3 separate regions of the Mus musculus genome follow, and regions 2 and 3 are each linked to region 1. Evidence: chromatin loops called from intact Hi-C (ENCODE). Cell type or tissue: heart. All regions are shown on one strand.

Evidence for each region. A loop is a pair of places that touch in the nucleus more often than their neighbours do. Peaks named below come from ENCODE experiments on the same cell type or tissue, not always from the same donor. Only the 100,000 strongest peaks of a DNase experiment are listed, where the experiment ranks them.
Region 2: a loop joins it to region 1, with 7 times the contacts of the local background. A loop is called at or near these places in 12 of 42 quality-filtered maps.
Region 3: it touches region 1 in a loop (6-fold over the local background); 6 of 42 quality-filtered maps call a loop at or near these places.

Annotation. Positions count from the first base shown.
Region 1 is chr16:96,142,011-96,150,010 of GRCm38, forward strand. Get1 (guided entry of tail-anchored proteins factor 1) reads left to right here and starts at 3,390. Exons shown (of 5, transcript NM_207301.3): 1 at 3,390-3,568. The coding sequence starts at 3,467. In heart, a CTCF peak has its summit at 3,206 (motif pointing left); a DNase peak (open chromatin) is centred at 3,281; H3K4me3 peaks cover 3,025 bases; H3K27ac peaks cover 3,816 bases.
Region 2 is chr16:96,077,532-96,085,531 of GRCm38, forward strand. Brwd1 (bromodomain and WD repeat domain containing 1) reads right to left here and starts at 4,897. Exons shown (of 42, transcript NM_145125.3): 1 at 4,723-4,897; 2 at 4,591-4,649; 3 at 4,447-4,476; 4 at 4,283-4,342. The coding sequence starts at 4,771. In heart, no CTCF peak of the experiment used is centred here; DNase peaks (open chromatin) are centred at 4,010, 4,910, 5,310 and 5,880; H3K4me3 peaks cover 3,254 bases; H3K27ac peaks cover 2,740 bases.
Region 3 is chr16:95,985,843-95,993,842 of GRCm38, forward strand. Psmg1 (proteasome (prosome, macropain) assembly chaperone 1) reads right to left here and starts at 5,118. Exons shown (of 7, transcript NM_019537.3): 1 at 4,912-5,118; 2 at 3,650-3,756; 3 at 2,118-2,269; 4 at 1,451-1,513. The coding sequence starts at 5,048. It overlaps Brwd1 (bromodomain and WD repeat domain containing 1), which reads right to left. Exons shown (of 42, transcript NM_145125.3): 42 at 6,250-8,000. The coding sequence ends at 7,756. In heart, CTCF peaks have their summits at 4,874 and 5,853; a DNase peak (open chromatin) is centred at 5,109; H3K4me3 peaks cover 2,037 bases; H3K27ac peaks cover 1,858 bases.

The DNA of each region.
Region 1 (8,000 bases):
CTTTTATTTTCTGTCGCTTGCTAATACATACCACGCACATTCCCAGCCACCTCATCCAACTTAGAATGAGGACATGGATGGCTATCTAAGCCCGTGTCTCTTCACAGTCTTCTGTCTGGTGGTAATCATTTGCAATACTCATATTTATTTACTTAAGCAGTAGGAAGAAACTGGGGACTGGGGACTTTGGGTTCATTATCTTATTATTCTGTCTTGCAGTTAGTAAGATATGTCAATCACAGAGGGTCTCTCAAGTCTTTGTGCACCCCAAGGATAATCTGCCTGAGTGCTGGTGTTATGTAGGCATATGCCGCCTGTAGTCTGCCTGGTTGCAGGTTTCTAGCCCAGGAGATTATCTTTGGTTGTCTGCATGGACCCGGTGTAATCATAGGCTTCCAAAAGTGAAAGAGGGAGTTGGGAGGTGGGAAGGATGTTTGACTCCAAGTCCAAGCAGAGGGTTGTGATGCGGACCTTGAAAACAGAAGAGAGCCATGAGGTCAGATTGCTGGCCTCAAATGTTGGTCTTTGCCTGAGGGATTCCAGAAGGAAGATGGTCTATTTTTAACCCAGTGAGATGCACTTCACATTTTGAAACTCTAGGACTATAAGATAACAAATTTACTAAATCCCAATCCACTAAACGTATGGTTATTGATGACTGTTATGTGGAGCCCAGCAGAGATGACCACTCAGACAGTTTCTAGTCAACTGAAAGTCTTTATTCCAGTCAGCTGGGACTACAGTCAGGTATTTGAGACCCGAGGGTAGCACTAAGTGTCCAGAGCACAGGGTTATAGAAAGCAGAAACCACATCCAGGCATCTTTTGCTGTGCAGGAAAGAAGGTTTGTACAGGCAGAGAGTTTAAGAGAAGATAATCTGGGATATCTTGACCTTGGGTCCTTAGAGTAGGGCTGGGTAATTTTCCATGGCATTCTCCATCAAGGAGATGAAATTTTTTCTTTTCGTTTTTTCTTTTCTTTTCTTTTTCTTTCTTTCTTTCTTTCTTTCTTTCTTTCTTTCTTTCTTTCTTTCTTTCTTTCTTTTTTTTGAGACAGGGTTTCTCTGTGTAGCCCTGGCTGTCCTAGAACTCACTCTGTAGACCAGGCTGGCCTCGAACTCAGAAATCCGCCTACTCCTCCTGAGTGCTGGGATTAAAGGCGTGCGCCACCACTAGCCTCAGCAAGACCACAAGATGGAGGAACCTCAGAACTGTCACACCCTGTCACAATAGCAGAATCAAAACACAAATAAGAGCTCATTATGAACTTTATGTGCCAGAATTTGTACCAGATCTTGATTGATATTTTCACACTTTCCTTTTTTTTAGATTTGTTTGTTTATTTATTTATTATATGTAAGTACACTATAGCTGTCTTCAGACACCCCAGAAGAGGGCATCAGATCTCATTATGGATGGCTGTGAGCCACCATGTGGTTGCTGGAATTTGAACTCAGGTCCTTCAGAAGAACAGTCAGTGCTCTTAACTGCTGAGCCATCTCTCACCAGCCCTTCACACTTTCTTTATACATGTTAGAACTCAGTCTTCAGCTGAGAACTGTTTTTGAGAGTGCTCAACAGGAATTAGGAGCTGTCAAACTGAGATGCCCCTGAGAGCCAGGAAGAGCTTCTCCTAGACACCTGTCTTGTTAGGTTTTACTGCTGTGAACAAACACGATGACCAAGGCAACTCTTATAAGGACAACATTTAACTGGGGCTGGTTTACAGGTCCAGAGTTTCAGGACACTATCATCAAGGAGGGAGTATGGAAGCCTCCAGGCAGGCATAATGCAGATGGAGCTGAGAGTTCTACATCTTCATCTGAAGACTGCTAGCAGAATACTGGCTTCCAGGCAGCTAGGATGAGGGTCTTAAAGCCCACACCCACAGTGACACACTTACTCCAACAGGGGCCCATCTTCTAATAGTGGCACTCTCTGGGCTGAGCACATACAAACCATCACACCACCCCAGCTGCATGTATGTTATAGGCTATTCACCAGAAATTTTTTTAGTATCTCGCCTCACCAAGAACAGAGTGGTCCTCCTGTACAGTGGGGACCTTGGTTGATAATTTCCTTTTCATTCTAAAAAGCAGAGATTTGGGATTGAAGAGCAAGCAGGTGTGTGTGTGTGTGTGTGTGTGTGTGTGTGTGTGTGTGTGTGTATGTGTCAAGGTGGGTTTGTGGGGAGGGAGACTTAGACACACTGCCATAATTTCTCACGAGGCTGCTCTTCCTTAATCTATCTAAAACCTCAGCGTGGAGAGAGAGCACCTGGCAGTCTGTCTACAGTCCAGTTGGAAGGGAAGGTTATGGAGTGGCAGTCTCCTAGTCAGCGTGCCCTTTCGTTGAGATAATTCATCCCACCGCTGCTGGTAGAAACACAGGCAGTGTTTCTAGAAGTAACCCGTTCTCTGACTAACGTGGCAGAAAAGACAGCCAACTATCTTCCACTTTATTCCCCATATACAAGTGAGCCGCGGTTCTTTTGTTATGAATACTCATCATTGCCTAAATTTAGATAATTTTATTAAAAGCTCACTGTAAACTTTTTCTTTGTGCGTGCTGAGCATGGCTGGTACCTAAGACTTCCCACATGCTTGGCAAGTCTCTACCAGTCACTATGTGATGTCTTTTGATGAATAAACTTATCTTTTAGGGTGACGATTTTCTACATTGTTCGTGTTTATTAGTGCTTAGTTTTAAAATGTAGTCGAACCATTTTACATGCGACAACGGTTTAGGAAACAGTTTCAGTTACCATCTATGATAAAGTAACTTTCTATTCATGCAGAGGCTTATCCTAAAATAAATTTATTTAAGAATAAAAGTGAGAGGGCTGGTGAGATGGCTCAGTGGGTAAGAGCACCCGACTGCTCTTCCGAAGGTCAGGAGTTCAAATCCCAGCAACCACATGGTGGCTCACAACCATCAGTAATGAGATCTGACTCCCTCTTCTGGAGTGTCTGAGGACAGCTACAGTGTACTTACAATAAATAAATAAATCTTTAAAAAAAATTCATATACATAAAAAAGAATAAAAGTGCGTTAGTTAACTCAGTAAGAACGTAAATAGTTTTCGGTTACTACAAGCAATCACAGTTTGCCAAAACCTGTTTAGCCTCCCGAAGTGGGCTATCACCCGGCTACGGAAGCCGGGAAGGCGAAAGGCGAAAATGGCTGCTAAGTAACATCCCATGCTGCCCCCTAGAGGAGGTGTAGCGTGCGTGCACCGCGGCCCGACGTGTAGCCCTAGCCGTGGCGCGCCGGCGCAGGCGCAGTTGACGACGCCGTCTCCCTGGTGCTGCCATAGCGGAACAGGACTGCAGTGCGCAGGCGCAGTTGACGACGCTGCTCCCAGGCGCTGCCGTAGCGGAGCAGGGCTGCAGTGCGCAGGCGTAGGCGAGCGCGGAGGCGCGGTCACCATGGCGCTGTCGTAGCGGTGCAGGTGCCTGGGATCCAGCATGAGCGCGTCCGAGACGGACCGCTGGGCGTGGCTGCTGGTGTTGAGCTTCGTGTTCGGGTGTAACTTGCTGCGCATCCTCCTGCCGTCCCTGTCCTCGTTTGTAAGTAGCTGCCGGGGGCGGGGAGCGGCCGAGCGCGGGGCCTTGCGCGGTCCATGCTGCAAGCTCTCTTCCTCCAGGTGCCTCCGAGCTTCTCACAGATCGCGAGGTTGCAACCAGCTCTGGAGGGTGGGAGGTCCCAAGCCACGCTTCGCGACAGAGGAGCAGCCCCGGCCCAGCATCCTCACAGGTGCCTGGCTCCGGAGCGGCTGATCCCCGGCTACAGGGAGCCCCCTTCTGTTCTGTCCGTGGGAACAAGGAACACTACAGAGCAATCTAAACAGGCCATACCGTTCTTGCACATTCAGGTTTCTGTTTATGTATGGGGGGTGTTTTTCCTGCGTGTGTATCTGTGCACTGTGTGCTTTCATTGCCAGCAGAGTCCAGAAGAGAGCGCTGGATGCTCTGGAATTGGAGTTACAGACATTAGTTATCTGCCACGTGGGTCCTGGGAACAGAACCCAGGCCCTCTATAGTAGTATCCAGTGCTCTTATCCACTGAGCCATCTCCAGCCCCAACATACTTTCCATATTTTACTCATGCCTGTATAATGAAGTCTGCACACAGTTCTCCAAAGGACTGGATGCAGAAAGGTTTAGAAGGACTTTTCTGTGTACTGGAAGAGGGATTGGGGACTACTAACTGGGGATGGATGTCCCCACACTCAATGACCTGTCTGCAAAGTTCTCTTCATCTGTCCTGCTATCTGTAGCCTTTAAACCATTTAAAAAAAACTATTTGTTATGTGAGAGTTTCGCTTGCATGTATGTAAGTGCATCACACGTATGCAGTGCTTTTGAGTCCAGAAGGGGCATTGATTCCCTGACACTGGAGTCAAGGACTCCATGTGAGCCACTATGTGAGTGTGCTCTTGACCACTGAGCTATCTCTCCACCCTCTTAATCTGTAGCCATTAAAGATTTTATGTGTGTGTGTGTGTGTGTGTGTTCTGAGTGTATGTATATGCACCATGTGAACGAGGTTGCCTGAGGAGGCCAGAAGAGGCAGTCACATTCTCTGGAACTGACTTATAGATGGTGTGAGCAGCCACATGCATGCTGGGAACTGAACCTGGATCCTCTGAAAGAGCCACAAGTGTGCTTAACCCCCAACACATCTCTCTAACCTGTATCTATAGCCTTGGAAAACATGTTCTGTAATAAACCAGTGGGCAAGATTTTTGCTCTGAGTTTCGTGAGCTGGTCTAGCAAATTGGTGAAGCCTGAAGAGGGGTCAAGGGAACTCTGACTTGTAGCTGGGCTGTGTGATTTGTGAGTGAGACCCCCCCTCCCCATCTGTGGGATTTGACACTCTCTGCAGAATGGGGAATACCTAGCATGTGAACCCACACATTTGGGATCACTGCAGTCATCTGTGTTGTGGACGGTTGGTAGGAGAGACTGAACATGATACCTTCATCATCTGTCTTTCTGGAGAGGCATCTAGTCCTTCACCCCTGTAATCTTTTTGTTAGTTTCAGTGGTTAAAGTTGCTTGTGTGTTTGGCTAGCAATCCCTTGTGGTTATGTGTGTTCTCATTCTGCTTTCTTGTGTGTTTTATTTTTCCACCGTGTGTGTGTGTGTGTGTGTGTGTGTGTGTATGTGTGTAAGGCTGAGGTCAGTTGGTGTCAAGGATAGCCCTTGGCCACTCTTCTGCCTTATTCATTGAGGCAGGGTCTCTCAGTAAAACCCAGAGTACACTGACTGGGCTAGCTTGCTGTGGGGACCCTGGCTCCCTCCCTATCTACACTCACCTTTCAGGTGGTTCCTTGTGCTTGTATAGCAGGAGTTTTAGCTCCTGAGCCGGATCCTTACCTTGAGGGTTCCACGTCCTCCTGTCCTGTGTCTTGTTCCCTTTCACCTCACAGTCGAGCTAAGGGAATGGAACTCAGATGTTTAGGGAGGCTGTGTTGGGCCATCCTCCTCACTGAGTCATGAGTTTCCAGTAGCTAGCAGGGCGGGAGGAGATAGAGATCCTGTGATCGACTCAGGGTCCTCCAGTACACGATGACCAGACTTGGGCGTGTTCTGTATTAGTCCCTCCTCACAAAGGATGGGCACTGTAGCTTACTTGTATCAGTTTAGGAGTTCTATAAAATCATGATAAGGAATTAGGAAATTATCAGTTCCTCTATACAGCATTGCTACATGAGCTTCTAACAGTGGCAGGAATGCATACCAGCAGCGGGAAGCGATTCTGGAATGAAGTCTCTGAGAATCCTGCCTCTCAGAGTGCACCCATTGCAGCCATGCAAAAATGGTGGACCATCTTCAGGAAACTCAGCTGCTTGCCATAGGCTTTCCTAGATGGCTTCTGTCAGCTGGAGTGGGTCTGGTGCCTGTGGTTGTCCTGGATGGAATTTTCCCGAGGGTCCTTCCCTTTAGGTCGGTCACGACATGCGTAGTCGAGACCGTGTAATTTATAAAGTAAGGGATCCAATGTTGTCTTAGGAGAAGGGGACACTGGACACACCGTGTGCTCATACATGGGAGGTACGCTGCTCTGGTGCCCCTGAAATGACGAGTACAGGTGGGTGAGGCTCTTGTGAGTTTTGCAGAATTCCCAGGACTGGCATGGCCGTCCTGGACTTGCAGTGTGCTGGTGCCCATGCTAAGTTCCTGACAGACCCTGCTCTGCTGTCAGTCACATGTGCACACATGCTTCAGGGGCCTGGCTGGTGTAGCCAGCTTCTCGAGGTGTGTTCAGCAGTTTTGAAGTTACCCTTTGCTTTGTGCTCCAAGCCTTAGGTACTCGCTTTCCACAGACCAGACTCTGAGCAAAGCCCTTGTTTGGAATGTTATTTATTTATTTATTTTTTGAGATAGAGTTTCCTAGCTATCTTGAAACTCACTCTCTAGACCAGGCTGGCCTGAAACTCAGAGATTGCCTGCCTCATATTTATGAGGTTAAATGATTTTAAAGGCATGCACCACCATGCCTGGTTGGGACAGGATTTTGTATGGCTTCCAAGTGTTAGGATGACATAGCAACCTACAGGGTGTACTCCTGGGGCCTTGACGGAGAGGTGTGTTCTGGGTGTTGGGCAGAATGCTGGGCCAGCAGGGCCCCGTAGGGTACACAGGCGGGGGGGGGGGGGCAGGCATTTCAGGAGGGATTGGTCCTGCCTAGGGAGTTGTGCTAGATGACCCTGGTGCTAGTCAGGGTCTGTGCAGGTTTCTGGGCTTTCTGTGTTCAGGTTTTGGTCTCTTCATACTGGTGACCTGGGTTGGTCATTTTTGAGCTTGCCTGAGGAATCCAGAAGGGAGGAGCCCGGCAGTGCATGCTATGCTGCTAGCTTTCAGATCTGTCGGCCCCTGGGTCATCAGTGACAGTGTGGCCACCGGTTCAGTCCTGGACAAGTTTGTCTATTGGCAGAGGGCATCCTGGCCAAACAGGACTGAAGCCCTGGAGGCAGGAGCACAGTATACTTCCCTGCAGGCAGCTAACGTCTGTCTGCAGGGTGGGAAGAAGGAAGCTGAGCTCCTGTCCTTTGCTCCGCTTGAGTCATCTGGGTTAAAAATTTCACAAACGTAGTGCCTCTGATTGTGAGTAATTCTGTTCCCAGGGCCTTTGTGAGTTTGAATCATCTGTTTTTTCTTCTGAGATGTACCTACTGTGGCCATCATGTTGGGTTGCAGGTGGCTGGCTTTGAACCTCTCCAGCTTCCCAAATGATGGGGTGACCAGAGCATCTCCAGGCTACTTCCCCCTGGCCCTGTGGGGCTGGGGGTGTGGCAGGAATCCATGGAGCCATAGGGTGCCGGCCTGGAACAAGAGTGGGGTCCGGGTGTGTCCAGACCCGAGATGAGTAGGAGTAAGATTGCTCCCACCCTCTGCCCCTCAGAGGAGGTTACGGAGCCCAGCAACCACAATGGGCTTCATCTCCTTATAAGGTTACATCCAGCAATATCTGAAATTCCTCTCTGTGCTTGAGGCAGCCGCAACATCCCGGCCCCAGCCAATGACGTGCATTCTCCCTGAAGACCCCTGCACACTCCCTAAAGGTTTAATAATAGCCTATGTTCTCCCAATTAAACAAGCTGTCTTATTGAAGCCTGTCTCCCGAGAGTCTGTTCTCTCCTCCTGAGGTCTCCTTCCCTGACTGTGCCTCTCACACCCACCCCCACGCTCCACCTCAGGATCTGCTGGTTGTGACCACAGGTCATGTTGCTATGGGGTGGGGAAGCAGAGCCCTAATGACATGTTTCCTGTTTAAGCATCCTTTATAGGGGCCCTGATTTTTTAAATTCAAAGCTTTTGTATTTATGTATGTATTTAATGTGCACTGGTGTTTTGCCTGCATGTATGTCTGTGTGTGTCAGATTCCCTGGAACTGGGAATCTAGTTGTGAGCTGCCATGTGGGTGCTGGGAATTGAACCTAGGTCTTTTGGAAGAGCAGCCATCTTAACCACTGAACCATCTCTCCAGCCTCCC
Region 2 (8,000 bases), 64 kb before region 1:
AAGAGCTCTACTCCCTCTCTCTTACTTCTTACAGATCATGAAAATTCTGATTAAACTCTATGACTGCCCAGGCCTGTTAATAAAGAGCTAAACCCTAACAGAAATCTAGTCTCAGTTCCTTATAGGAAAGAGCACTCTTGCTCCTAAGCACAAGTCAGATAAGCAGCAGCACAGGCACAGATGTAACCCACTGGGCAGCACTGTAAAGCTGCACTAGAGCCAGTGGGGATGCTTTCTATTTCTAGTGCCCACATGCGCCATAACAGATTCCAATTTGGCTGACTTGGTGCCCGCGGTGGACATCCAGAATGTATAAATTCCACCAAATGATTCTTCAAAGGATTAGAACCACCAAGGAAAAGGGACATGAGAAATACTGTGATAAAGGCAAATGACTCTCAGTCTCTTCAGCAGAATAACAGTACAGAAAATAACTATTTAAAGGTTTTTTAATTGGAGGGGGAGGGGGCTGCAGTCAGCTAATTTAAAAAAAAAAATAAGTTTTAAGATTATACTCAAGCCAAGCACTGTGCTACAGTTGTTAACCCAACACTCTTTGAGTTGGGGGCAACAAGATCAAGAACAGAGGTCATTCCTCAGCTACATATTTCAAGGCCTGATAGCCTGGGCTACATAAGACCTAGCCTTAAGCCACTCAACCTGCAAAAATGTTATGAAGGTATTTGGAGAACCAGATGAAAAACATCCAACAACAACAACAACAACAAAAAGCAGGCGTGGTGGTGCACGCCTTTAATCCCAGCACTCAGGAGGCAGAGGCAGGCAGATTTCTGAGTTTGAGGCCAGCCTGGTCTACAAAGTGAGCTCCAAGGCTACACAGAGAAACCCTGTCTCGAAAAATAAAACAAAACAAAAAAGAAAAACATCCACACAGAAATCTGTGACACAGGCACTCAGGAAGTCCCATTTTGGCTGTGTTAAAAACTGAAACTGGGCTGTACCCCTTGAAAAGAAATGGTCTTTTTATCGCGGCATGGTGGCGTACCCTGTAACCTCATCTTATCAGGGCAGAAGTAGGAATTCAAGGCTAGCCTGAGCTAGGTGAAATTTCTCAACATAAACAACAGTAAGAACTTAAGATATACATAAATGTGTAGAATCTTCTTCAAAATACTCCAGGTAGGACTGGCAAGAGGGCTCAGTGAGTAAAGATGACAACCGTGAAGCCATTAACACCCCAAATTCAATCCCTGAGACCCAATGGTGGAACACCACCCCTTAAACTGCCCTCACCCACTCAAATACCTTCCCCACACACACACACCAAATGTAACTTACACAATATAAATTACAGGGAGGGGAGAGATGGCTCAACAAGTCAAAGCACCAGGACCCACCCTGGAAGAAGAGTCAGCTCTAAACTGTCCTCTGACCACCACATGCCTGCCAGGACGTTCCAGGACTACCACACACACAGCTCCAGCAGTTACAAGAAATACTATATGGAGGGTGCCTAAAACGGATCTCAGTGGGGTCAGAGGACACTGGCTCACAGGAGACACAATGGGTGAGAACCAACACAACTTTCTGACTAACCACTGGGTAACAGGTAACTGGTGCCTGGGTCGGCAGGCCATTCACTTGTGGGAAGATTTCGCTGATGGGAATTAGAATACAATGCCTCAGACGAAAACAGAAACACAGCAAATGGTAAACTGCAATCTGTGAGTATGTGGGGAACAACTCCCACTTTGTGTAGGCTTCAAATAAAACTCATCTAAATACTAAAGAAAGTGAGAGCATCTGAAGTCTAGAAGCTACACGTACATCCTCACCAAAACTATACCAATCCAGGGCCAGCAGACTGCTCAGTGAGGTCCACCTCCACAACCCAGGCCTGCACCCTGTCCTCACCCACCACGGGAAAGGAAAGGGTGAGGAGGAGACGATACCCTAGCAGTGACCAGCCAGGTGACAAGCAGCATGACAGAAGACAGTTCCCTCAGACCTTTCAGCACCAGGGCCCTATCTATCTCTGTGCCTCTAACGTCCCCCCGTCCCCCGCCCCCCCCCCCAGTAGGGCAGCAGTGTCCCAACAGCTTGGCTTTCTTCACTCAAAGGCTGTGCTCTGCATTAACACAAGTGAAACTGTTAGACGTTCCTTAGACCCAGGAGGTAGATAGGAAGGGGGTGTGGCTATAAAGAAGCTGAGCTCTCCTGGGGTTGTAAATCAGAATCAGGTCCCTGTCCCGTAGAAAACGTGTGTGGTTAAACCCTGCCTGTGGGTACAGCACTAGGAGACAGATTGGATTCACATTCCAGCACCTACCCATCCTACAAACCTTTTAAAATTTCATACAGAAGAAAACAGACTTGGCTGGGCATAGTGGCACACGCCTTTAATCCCAGCACTTGGGAGGCAGAGGCAGGTGGATCTATGTTGAATCTGAGGCCAGCCTGGTCTATAAAGCAAGTTCTAGAACAGACAGGGCTACAAAGAGAAACACTGAAAAAAAAAAAAAAAAAGAGGTAGGTGGTGTCAGGGGGAGGGAAAAAACAAACTACTCAGAGGAAACCCTGTCAAAACAAACAAACAAACAAAAAAACAAAAAAGACAAAAGAAAAGGGCATTGCATGCCTGTACATGTGTGCCATGGCTTGAGGGTGGAATGCAGAGGCCCACTTGTGGAAGTAGGATCTCTCCCTCCTCCACTCGGGGTCCCCAGGAGTAAACTCACATCGTTAGGGGTAACAGAAAGTAGTTTTATAGATAAGTCATCTTACCCACCTGAACATTTGCTTCTTAAAAATAACTCTCAAAAGTCAAATTAAACAACAAACCAGCAACCCCGTTTTACTCAGCAACTGCACCTGTCACGGCCAACACCTGGCTGTGGAAAGGACAATGGTAGAGGCTCTAGACCAGTGGTCCTCAGCCTTCCTAACGCCGCGGCCCTGCAGCCCTGCACAGTTCATGTTGGGGTGACCCCCAACCATAGTTATTCTCGTTGCTACTTAACTGTAATTTTACTACTGTTATGAACTGCAATGTCGATATCTGACATGCAACCCCCCCAAAGGGTGGGTCCCGTGGGTTGAGAACCGCTGCTTTAGCACTCCTGCCCTGTTCTGCTGAGCCCTCTAGTTATCCAGTTAACTCCTTAGCCCTGGAAAACAAGGTATAGAGAATGAACTGCCCACATGCATGACTGACGCCCTGGCTGACTTTTTGTTCACTACTGGTCTTGGACACATGGTGAAGTCAGTGAGCTCTCCTGTAATCCCGACCCAGCAGAGGATGAGTGAAGCAGGACTGCAAGTCCAAGCCAAACGGGGCTGTGCAGCCAAACATCAACAGCACACACTCATCTCAACCTTCTGTAACCAATATGCTCAGTGTGAGTCTTTTATCTTAAAATTGTCGAAGATATTCTCCTGCAACATTTGTGCTTCGTTAACGATAAACACCCAAAGCCTCTGTTACCTGGATAAAACTCAACTATACACAAGAACCTCTAAGCAAGTAGGGAAAATAAGGCAAAGGAAAATAAATGTAATCCGCAAGTTACCACTCCTCGGAAATGTTAAGACAGGCACACACAACTGCTTCTGAGAGCTTAGTCCGAGCTCTCAGAAGCAGGAAATGAATTCAAGGCCAGCCTGGCCTACCCGAGTTCAAGGCAAGACAGTGGTACGTAATGACACCCTGTCTCAAAAAATAAATACACCGACTGACGGATGTCAACTTAAAGCCTGAACCGCTACATACAGCAAGATCAAGTGTGAGCCAACTTTCTAAAGGCAGTCAACACACAGTGCACGGGTCGGGGAAGCAGGGGTGCCGCACTGACATATTCACCACGGAGAACTCTGTGCGATCCTACAGAGGAAGGGAGTACAGTACAGGAAGGGGCCATTTCTCCACCTTGGGAGACTAAGGACTCTCTCTCTATTCCTGGGGAACAAGAGGTCTGAAAGTCTGGGCGGGGCAGAGAAAGGAGAGACCAATGAGAGCTCGAGTTACAAATCGGGAAGGGAGAGAGATGAGAGCGCCCCTCTCAGTGGCTGGCGGCCGCACCTGGAGCCCCAGCCCGGCCGCGAGCCAGGGGCGCCCCCGCCTGCGCCCGGCACCGCCCCCAAAACCATTTTCTGCCAAATCCCGCCCCCCACCCCGCCACCGCGAGCCCTCGGGGGTCGGGCCCGTCGCCCCGGGACGCCGGACCACCAGAGACCACCCCCGGGCGCGGCCCCGCGGCGCCCGCAGGGGAGCAGAGACCCGGCTGGGGGGCGCGGGCGCGCGGAGGACGCGGGAGCTGCTCACCAATTCCTCGTAGCTCCTGTTGTGCTCGTTGCCCTCCCAGTCCAACCTCTTCGGCAACAGCTGGAATGAGACACGAAAGGCGTCCGGGTGACCACCGCGGCCGGGAGGCCGGGCGGGACCGGGACGCGGGGGCGGGGACGGGGACGCGGGGGCGGCGGACCGACCTGGTACTGCTCCAGCTCCTGCACCAGCACCTGCGGCAGAGAAGACGCGCGGTCAGACCCCGTCAGCTGCCCCGCTCACCCCCGGTTCGTTCGCCCCCGGTTCGCTCGCTCGCCCGCCCGCCCGCTCGCCCAGCCGGCACTCACCTGCGCCGCTCGGCGACACGGGCCAGCTGAGAGGTAGCGGGCGATGAGAAAGTACAGCTCTGCGGGGAGAAGACAGGGACGGTCAGCGGCGGCTGCGCGACACCGGGCAGGGGACGCGCGGCCGTGTCTTACCCGACTCGATGAGAGGCACCGGACGTCGGGCCGGCGAAGGCTCCGCCATGGCGGGGCGCCGGGCGGGAGCGAGCGGACCAGCGAACAAGTGGAGCGCGTAGGCCGCGCCGAGGCCTGACCGGGCCGGCGTACCCCCAGCTCCTCAGGCGCGCGCCGCCGCCGCCATGCCGTGCGCGCCGCGCACCGACGCGTCCGCGGCAGGAAGTCGCGCGGGACCGAGGGGCGGGGAGCGAAGTAGTCCCCCCGCGGGGAGCCGGCGGCGTGGCACGACGCGGATGTGGCTCCTTGGCTGGGAGGCGGGCCTCGCCTCGGCGTCCTGTGCGTCGGGGGCGTGAAGCGCAAAAGGGGGCGGCGAGCCAGCCGGGGCTGCGTCCGCGGGGCGGGGGGTGGGGGGGCTGGGGCGCGCGTGGCCGGATTCCTGCGCGCGGTGAGGCGGCCGCCGGCCTTTGTGCGGCGGCGGAGGCGGTACGGCGAGCTGGAGTGGAGGGGGCGGGGCGGGGCAGGGCAGGGCGGAGCCTGGGAGGACGGTCACCTGGGCTGGGCCTGAAGACCCTGAGGCTGGGGAGGAGCTCTGCAGGAGGGTGGCTGAACCCAGAGCGGAGGCTGCGACACCACCTTACCCGCTGCCCTCCCGACCTCCCGCCGCCCCGCGTCCCGCGCCCCGCGATGGGTTAAAGATGCCCGGTACGGGTGACGGAATCTGGGAGTCCGCGATGACTTGACGGGAACTCAGAGGGCCCGTGGGAAACGGGCTGCGGCCACAAGTGTCAGTCGTTTTGTTGGAGGGGTGGAAGAGTTACAGAAAAATCCCCCTAATTACCGCTCTAGGCTCCTGACCCAACCGGATCTGTTTCACCACGTCCAGTGTGCGCTGACAAGCTCTGACGTAGAGTGCAGAACAGAACTAAACATGGCCATTGTTAGATTTATCGGGCAGCAGAGAGTCAGAAAAAGAGGCCTGACCTCAAACGACCTCGGCTCTTTATTCCCAAACACCAAAAGACAGTCGTCTTCCAACGGGAAAGCGAGCTCCTGTCGCGGGCTAGGGTGCGGCAAGGGAATTGTTTGTGTCTATAAAGAGTCTAGGGTGGTTCGGCTGTTTCTTTTCCTTAGGCTTAGGACATAGTGCTAGGGTGGCTCCGCATTCTTTTCTTAACCCCTGCGCCCCTGCGAAGGGCTGACCGAGCAAGGTCATTTGTAGGAGTCCTGTCTTGTGACCAAGGCGTTGTACCAGCTAGTCATTCTAGTGCCTGCGTGCGGAGGCAGAACGAGGTGTCCCAGTCGTGCCCGGGCAGTGAACCTTAGACTGGCTCCAACTATCAGGTGTATGATCCTAGGCAAATCACTTAACCTCTGTCTCAATTGGCCTTATCTGTAAATTGTAGCCAACAGTGCGGCTCCTTCCAGAGCTCAAGGATTTTATGAACTAATACGCATTTCCAGCCTCTGAGTTGACTTTCATTAATTACATGGAAAGTACATATGAATATGTAGATGGCCCACCTATTCAGAGTAATCCTAACTCAGCAAACACCAAGTGGTAAGATAAAATGGAACAGTAAACTCCACCGTTCCCATGGAAACAGTTTGGCGTCCTTTAAGGGAAAGGTGAACTATAGTGATAAGATTTAGGGCACTGGGATAAAAACCAACTTGCCTGAGGGAAAGGTATGGAACTTTCACTCCTCTGGGGATGTCATGCAACTGAAGGAGAAAGCCAAAGAACTCTGTCATTTACTCGGGGGCTTGCCTGAGTTTGATCCAGAGCAGCACAGAAACAAAGCACCCACTAATCCCAGCACAGGCAGAGGCCAGAGGTTCAGAAGTTCACGGACATGATTATCCACACGGCTTGAGGAGAGCCCCAAGGTACATGAGACCCTTTAAAACAGGTTTAGTTCAAGTATTCGGGGTGACTGATGGACACAACCAGAGAGTCTCCAGCTGAAAATGGGAAAACTGGAACGTTCCAGTCAAGGAGAGGTTGCAAGTTGAGACCAAGATACAGAAAAATATTACTTAGTAAACCTGAGAGAGTAAATCAAAGAGGACCCACTGGAACTGTAGCCATAAGGATAAAGAGATGGACTTGGTGTAGCACCAAGGGAACCTACTGGCAGTAGGCTCACAAGCCATAGTCAAAGTAATAAAGATAGGGCCTGGAGAGATGGCCCAGCGGCTAAGAGCACTGACTGTTCTTCCAGAGGACCTGAGTTCAAGTCCCAGCAACCACACAATGGCTCACAACCCTCTATCGCTCCCTCTGCTGACCTGCAGGTGATACACATATGCACAAACTGGCAAAGCAGACATTCACATAGACTGAAAAGTTAAATCGTTAAGATCCATAACTAGAACAGTTTATTTGACATTCTGATGTGAATATTCCCTTGTGCCATACCGGGTCCTCTGGAAGGTGAAGTGTTATTGACCACTAAAACATCCCCCCAGTTCCTTTAAATGTTTATATAGACCAAGGACGTGTGTATTACATTTCCTAACACTATCATAAAGTAAAGTGTAGTTTTACAAGAATCTTTATCCCAAATGCTAGTCATTGTCTGGAATTAAAGTTCTAATCCTGGGCAGGTAGCATGGTAGCCCTTACAGGAGATCAGAGATGAGGACATGAGACATGTGACTCAGTGGCACAGCACCTAGTGGCACAAGACCTTGGAGTGCCAGCATTGGCTGAGAAAGGAAAGAAGGAAAAAACAGCCCTGGCAGGAGTACAGCTTACACAGCAGCATAAAGACAGCTTTCAGGAGTTGGTTTCCACCACCACCCCCCTTACTCCTGGGTCCTAGAAATTGAACCCAGACCATCAGGCTAAGTGGCAGCAAAGCAACTTCCTTTCTTTTTTTTTTGGGGGGGGGGGGTTGTTTGGTTGGGCGTTTTATGTTTTTTGTTTGGTTTTTTCGAGACAGGGTTTCTCTGTATAGCCCTGGCTGTCCTGGAACTCACTTTGTAGTTCAAGCTGGCCTGGACTCAGAAATCTGCCTGCCTCTGTCTCCCAAGTGCTGGGATTAAAGGCGTGCATCACCACGCCTGGCTTGCAACTTCATCTTCTGAGCCCCCACTCACAAACAACATGCACACAGTTTTCTAGCAAGGTGGACTGTCATCCCACTGAACTCAGTTCAGAGGCCCTGAGGATGCAGAACATACCCACCAGGAAGCAGCAGCAAAGGGGATGCACTACCATGCACTACCCCAGTAGTGGCTGCCTGCCAGACAGAACTCTCCAAGCAAGACTAGAATTGTGTGTGTTGGTAACA
Region 3 (8,000 bases), 160 kb before region 1:
CCAAATAAAATAAAATTAAATAGGAACATAAAAAGAAACCCTTCACTTTAAAACTGTATAATCTGAGTACTGGAGAGACCGCTGTGAGGTTCAGAGTACTTGTTGCTCCGAGGATGTAGATGGCAGTTCACAGCCGTCAGGGACTACAGTTCTAGGAGATCTGATACCCTCTTCTAACTTCTAAGGGCATTAGACATATACATGGTACATAGCTATACATATAAGCAAAACACACACACACACACACACATATATATAATATTTTTTATTTAAAAATGCCTAATTTGATAGCTCTTCAAGTCTTGAATGTGTTAATTTTTTTCTACTGTGCAAGGGTAATAATATTTTTATATAACCACCATCCTGCATAATTTAAAAGTAAAACTAAACATTTTGCTCTTTTCACCCCAGAAAATACATTCCTGTACCCTGAGTATACACATACAAATTAAAGAACAGGATACAGATCACATAAATGAGCACACTGATAATTTAATGAATGTTTTTAAGAAGGTCAACTGCTTTAAAATAGGTGCACATGAAAATTTTATTTCCAATGAGTTTCATTTTAGTATGTACGTTCAAGTGGACAGAGATGTTTTTATAAAGTCCTCCTCACTAGCAGGTGGAGTAAGTGGTAAGTGTTGAAGACTCTGGGCGTGCCAGTCATCATCTGACTGCTGCACGCTGTCCACACATATACAATTGTGCTTCTACTGAAAGTAAGTCTATGCCAGCCATGGAGTAATGCATGCACTATGGATAAAGTATGGATACAGTGAGTATTCCCAACCCAAAATCCAAAACCTTTGCCTGCCTAATGACAAGCCACGTGGAAAACTTCATACCATGAAACTTCACTTCAAACTAAAATGTTTAAGCTATATATAAAACATGAACTCGTGTTTAAACTTGAGACTTAGCCCTGAGATGTGTCATTCTGTATGAACAAATATTCCAAAACTAAAAAAAGAAATATAAAACATTTCTAGTCTCAAACATCCTAGAGAAGGCATGCCCAATATGTAATGGATTTCTCTTAAGTCCTTGAATTCAGTTTTCCAAAATGGCTTGTAACCACACCTAATGCTAAGAAATAGAGGAGTGGTACTAGGAGTGTGGTAGTGGCTACTCCTTCAAGGCCCCTGATGCTCTTTGTGTAGCTCTGGCTATCCTGGAACTTGCTCTGTAGACCAGGCTGGCCTTGAATTCCCAGAGATCCACCTGCCTCTGCCTCCCGAGTGCTGGGATTAAAGGTGTGCACCACCATCACTTGGCTAAAAACTTTCCTTTAAACAAACAAACAAACAAACAAACAAACAAAAACCAAACACTCCATAACTCCCACAATATTATCTTAAAGAAACAAATTCTTATCTAGTATCTGACTCCAGCCCCTGAGATTGGCCAGCACACGCCTGTCTAGTGGATCCGGGTTTCCTCCTCTTACCTTCTCCAACCACTGGAACTGCTGATCCTCAGCAATGTAGCAGCTACACTGACATAGAAAAACCTGAAAGGGAATTTCAAGAGTTCTCACATAAAGTGCACACACACCTGGCCCCGTCGTCATATGAGCACCTCCTAAGTACCAGTGATGGACATCGCTCTATGGAGACGGAGTCCCCCAGAGGCCCATGTGTTCACTCAAAAGGGCCAAGAGCCTCTGGTCATTAGCTGTGTCCGTGAAAGGGTGTGACACCCATCTCTCCCTTTTGCTCCTTTGCTCCTGGCCTTGGGTTGGGCTGTGCCGCCCCTGCGCAGTCCTGCCAAGAAGCACTAGCTCTCCCCACCCCAGCAGGCCTGTGAGCAAAGGGTCTGCCCCGGTCACGCACTGGAACTTCGAACCTTGCAAGCCAAAAATCAACCTTTTCTCTCTGTAAGCTGATTGCTTTTTAGGCATTTGTTACAGCAATAGAGGCCGGGACACAGCAGTCTGCTCCTCTGTTGATTCTAACATTTAAGAGTGAGGCCTAAAATTCACTGAGACATTAGAAATGAGTATCAGGACAGAGAATATCCTGGGTGACAGAGGCCTGGCATGAGAATCTGCTTACTATCGAGGGCTCGTGCCTACATGACCATGTTTCAAGAATACTAAGTCAAGTCTCACATACCGAGGGATCTGATTTCAGTTGATAAAACACACAGAAAACATCTGTAGGGGACAGACGGACAGTGTCTGTAGTTCTGCACCATTCATTCCAGAGCTTAGCACAACCGACTTCTTCCCAGACTCCCGAGTTCATAACAAACGCTGACAGGAATGCTGTGGAGAGAAATGTTCCCGTGAACCGGTGTCTGCTGTGTGAACTACCCACTCAAACCAAAGCTCAGCTACCCGAAAACAGTTCACACTGACCCATCTAGAGTTCACACTGACTACTGCTCCTGTGCCCCAGCTTGGTTCCTAGCGCCCTCCCCCTGGTGACTCGCAACTCTAGGAGAGCTGATGCCCTCCTCTAGCTTATACTCCAAAGCAAACCCACACATAAAAATATGCACATATCTGAGTTCGAGGCCAGCCTGGTCTACAAAAGTAAGTTCCAGGACAGCCAGGGCTATACAGAGAAACCCTGTCTCGAAAAAACAAACAAACAAAAAAAAAAGCACGGATTTAAATTTTTTTGTTGATGTTTTGTTTTTTAAGACAAGGTTTCTCTGGGTAGCCTTGGCTGTCCTAGAACTCAACCTGTAGACTAGGCTGGCCTTGAACTCATGAAGTCCACCTGTCCTTCCTCCCATGTGCTGGGATTGAAGGAGTGCACCACCACACCTGGCATAAATTTCTTTTTAAAACATTAAAGACCTTCTAATTGGACCACTTTGGAGCCAACAAAATTTGAGGCTGAGGAGTGAAAAGTCTCCACTCTCCACAAAGAACTACACACAGGGAGTGGACTTGTCCACAGACTCTGCACCAGTCTCACAATGTAAGATTCTTCTAAAAACAATTAGGCAAGCAGACCTTTATATAATGGGCGAGTCTACTGCCTACTTACACAGTCTCTAAGTACTACGGCTCACTTACAGGGCAAGAGCTCCTAACTAGAGTTCTCAAATGATCTCCTCAGAGACTGCAAACCCAGTGAAATTATAAAGATCTCCATGTGTACTGACATACAACACTGATCCAAGTAAACTCACATTACTCTACTTTGAACCTACCAGGTCAATAAGTGCATTCAAAGACCTTAGAACTGAAGTGTTCCAGATGTAAGCAATTACTGCTAGACCTGTGGACACCATAACAAACTGGAAAACAGGGCCTTGAACTGTAATTCTGAAGCTAAGCATATTTCCTTTAAATCTCATTACAAAGATGGAAAGAACAGGCAATCTATCCTACATGAAGTAAAACGACTGTGGCTTTTGAAGACAGGCTTCACGGAGCCCATCTTGGCCTTGGAACTTCTTCATGCTCTCTTCTGCCACTTCCCACCTGCTGAGTGCTCGGATTTCATTGTGCCCAGTTCACATGGTACTGGGATTCAAACCCAAGGTCTTGTGATTGACAGGCAAGCACTCTATCACCTGAGCCACATGCCCAGGACCTGTTGTGAACTTTTTAAAATACGTAAGATACATGCAGAAGGACCTTCGAGTCCATTCTTCCAACGGGACATATACTCCTGACACTGGCACTTACCTGTTGCGTTGCTTCCTACTGCAATTATAAACTTGGAGCAAGGGTGTGTCTCTAGGAGCACAGCCTCCAGAGATGTTTCTGTCTGTCTTCGGAGAAGCCGAACCTCCCTAACAGCAAGAGACAAAAGTGAACAAATATGACTGTGACCACCAGTTCACTGTAAGAGATGGTGATGGGCAGAATGACAGTCAGATTAAGAGATTAAGTGATAGGTGCTATATAGAGCTGGATGTATAAATAGATGGAAGACAGATGAGATCGATGGTAGACATGTTACTTATAGATATTTATATGGGTAGTAGAAAGGTGCTATATTTACATATACATGGATGGATAAATAGGTAGGTGATAGAAGACAGAGATGAGTGGATAGTTGGATGGATAGATGGTGTTAGATAAAATAATCAGTGTCCTTGGTGCCCTTGCAAATGGATAAAACACTTTCTTTTTATGAGTAAAACTACTAACAAACTTCATACTAGCCTGACACACACAATGCCAGCACCCACAAGCCAGACACAATGTAAAAAGACACTAAAAGCATCTCCAACACTCCAGCCCGCAAAATGCTGAATGTGACCAAGACTTCAAACAAACGTTCAAGCATTTAGCTGTGGCAAAAGTAAGCTAAGACTGACCATCAGACAAATCAGGGCTCTCGGGAAGAGTGTGAGAAGTGAGAGGGAGCTGTCAAATGAAACGAACTGCCAAAAGTGTCTGTCGTTGACACAATCACCGGGAAGTGTATTTTAAAAATCTAGGTGAATTTGACTGTGGACTGGTATGATACTGAAAACGTGTTATTAGCAAACGTGGGGTAGGGAAGGTGCTAAGTTGCCAACACAAACATGACGACCCAAGTTCTGATCCGAGAACCCGCCTAAAAGCTCAGAATGGAGGTACTGAAAAAATAGGAGAATCAACAAAGTTTAATTATGTGCATATTTTATGTGTGGGTTTGCTCTAGAGTACAAATAATTGAGACAGCATGCTTAGGAAGACGTGTGGGGAGTCCTAATCGGAAACTCGTAGGGGTGGTGGGAGAGGAAATGAATGTGGTAAAACCTTGACCAAGGAAGGGGCTGGCGTGACCTGACTTCTGTGTCTGAAAGTAGTTTTGAAAGAAATACGGCCGACATGCGGCGTGACCTAAAGTGCACGGTGGAGGGCGAGCATCGCTGGGCTGCCGACGTCCCAGCGTGAACGCAGGGCACCCTGCAGGCCGACACCGCCTGACGCTCGCAGCCTTCCGGGAGCCTGACCTCTTCCGCGCCAGCTGCCGCCGGACCTCCCGGTCCTCCGGCGTGTCCCGCCTGCTCTGCTCCTCCTCCTCTTCTTCCTCCTCAGTCCCAGCTCTGCACGGCGCCTTCACCACCTCGCCAAAGAACGTGGCAGCCATGGTCCCTCAGCTCCGCGCGGCCAGACAGCGCATGCGCGCCGGCCCGCAGTCACGCCCCCTCCAAGCCACGCCCCCACCCCGCCTCCGAGCGAGGATACGCCTTCCGTGGGGGGAGGGGGGAGAACCTAAGAGCTTCCGGTCCGCCGCGAGAAATGTCCCGCGGCGCGCTTCCGTCATCCTGTTAACCGGGGCACGCAGCGCCCGCTCCACACCCGGCGACCCTCCTGCAAGGACCCACCCGTGGAGGAAACCCAGAGCTGCGGGTGAAGCACAGACAGCTCCAGGGTTGATGACTGCAAGCGGATTCAGAGAACATGAGTGAGGCTGCAAGGCTAGGCTTTTTAAAACCTGGCCATATGTAACTCATAGACCGTGTTTTCTACTTTAATGACAGGAAGAATGTGTGTTTCTGGTTTGTGTGCTGGAAGACAAAGAGCTCCACCGAATGCTGCTCCCACGAGAAAAAGGGTAACTGGCACCTCAGTGGGAAATAAAAACACATTCTAGATTTGCTTGTGAGGAAATGGAGACTGCATTGCCCAGGGTAAAATGTTTGGGGATCAGAGGGTCCTTTAAAAATCAAAACTCTTGGAAAGTTGTTTAAAAATCTCTCACAATGTAGAAAAACGATGCTTCAAGTCTACTGGGAGGAAAAAGCATATCAATCTTAACATACATACTCACTGGTTAATAAAAAGCAGATGAATGCCGGGCAGTGGTGACACACACCTTTAATCCCAGCACCCGGGAGGCAGAGGCAGATGGATTTCTGAGTTCAAGGCCATCATGGTCTACAGAGGGAGCTCCAGGACATCCTTTGGCTACACAGAGAAACCCTGTCTAGAAAAACCAAAGAAATAAATAAAAAGCAGATGTATACCAACTAGAACACTTTGTGTGTAACTATAGCACACACACAAGATTCTCAGTGTGGTGTCTTTAAGACTCAGATTCCAGGGTTAGTAGAAGCGAGCTGAAGAGCAGATGTCCCTGGCTGTCTCTTTGCTGGTTTCTTAAGCGGATACTTTGCTGATAAAGATACTCGATTTGATTTCTCACTCACACATGAAAAAAGCACCAACAGAAATCTGAAGCGTGTTGGTAAATCATAGGGAAGTGGTGGCTTGTCGGCACACATTTGCAGGAGGGATTTTACTACAGTGTTACTCCATTCAGTCACAATAAAGAGACCAAACACTTTAAAGGGTAAATAAAAATATGTTCCAATTAAAGGCCAGAAAGGGATTCCATTATAAAAGGCTGGACAGGATCAGACAGCAAGATGTAACTTCAGATCTTCAATTCACACTGCCAAAATTCACAGGTCTTCATTAGACTGATATATTTTCATTTCATGGCATTTCTTGAGGATATAATTGCTCAATAAGTAATTCTATGACATTTGGGATTGGACATTTAAATTTTTCATTAAAGCTCAAAATAAATAAATAAATAAACCAAACCCATGCACCAAAGAGGAGGAAGGGAACTCTTCCTGTGCTTGTAGCAAGATGCTGAAGATTTCAGAGTGAGTTACAAAAAGACACACACTATGTTAGAATTCTGAGTTGTGTTTTTGTTTTAAGCAGGCATGCAACCACAAACAAGTTTCTCAAGTAATCTGGACACTTTGGCCATACATATAACTGAAAAAAATGTGCATTACTGTTAATGAAAAATACACACCCCTAGGTTCCATTGTTTTTTTGATTTATACATGCAAGTTATGCCTAATAGTCACAGCTATTTTTAATTGGAAAAACAAACTGTTGAAGACAAGTTTCTCCAGTAACATGATAAAAAGACTTGACAGTACATTCACAGGTCACATCTGGTGACCTTAATGTCAACAAATAGCCATGAACAACGAACTAAAGTCCACATCCTCTGTAGGCAAAACATTTGTAGCACAACGACCAGAGGCCAGACTCCCCGACACTTGGCTTGTTAGTGAGCCTGAAATGAACCTGCAGTGTCACATTCTAACTTCTAAGGAACAGCAGAGAAACGTAAGAAATAGGATCCAACTGCATCACCTTAAGCGATGAGTGCATCTTGTTCTAATTTCTGACCACAAGTCTGGCCTTTACATCTTTGCTGCTACATAGAAGAAATAAAGTGTAATAGTCACATTGAGAACTTTCTTAGAAAGATACATTCCCTGAATTACTCATACCAGGTAGCTATCATTCAGTATGAATTCCAATGTTATAAATAAGACATTAATGACAGTCTTTCCCACACTCCTCTTCAGAAGTCAGTAACACCCCAGGATTTACTCTCTCAGTTCCCAGGGATGTGCACTACATAAATCAGACCCAGTTAAAATTCAGCAGTCACATGGGCTTACTGCTCCCTCCTTTGGAAATGGCCTAGTTTTCAGTCTGTGAGGGCAAACCATTGAAATTAGCATTGTTTCCCCATATATCCCACATGCTTTTATTTCTCTAGAGGACCAAGCTGCGTCAAGCCTTTGCTTTACATTCAGTGGGTCCTTCTGCTTTCTCACCTGACAACACAATCCACATCTCCTACCTCCTTGGAACACCCTATGCTGTGCTGTGTAGAGCTAACTGGAAGCCATCATCCCACTTTGACCCAGAGTAATGGCTTTCACAAAATTGTTCAAAAGGTGCTGGGACGGCTTATGGTTGGGAGCGGACTTCAGGGCAGGCATTGGAGCTGCTGACAATTCCCGGTAACCTTTCTACCTCGGAGTAGGCTGGGCTTTTTCCTTCCGGGATCTGAACCGCCTAAGATATAGCTCCTTTTCGTTCTCTGAATGTATGGGTGCATCATCCTCTTTATAAACACTCAGTAACTTTTTCTTAGCTGCAGCAGAGGCTTGTCGATAGGGCAGTTTTCTGCTGATCGTCCTAATGCCGACATTCTCTGGTCCTGAGACCACTTCTTTTAGATTACACATCATCTTTATTTTATTTGCAGCAACGG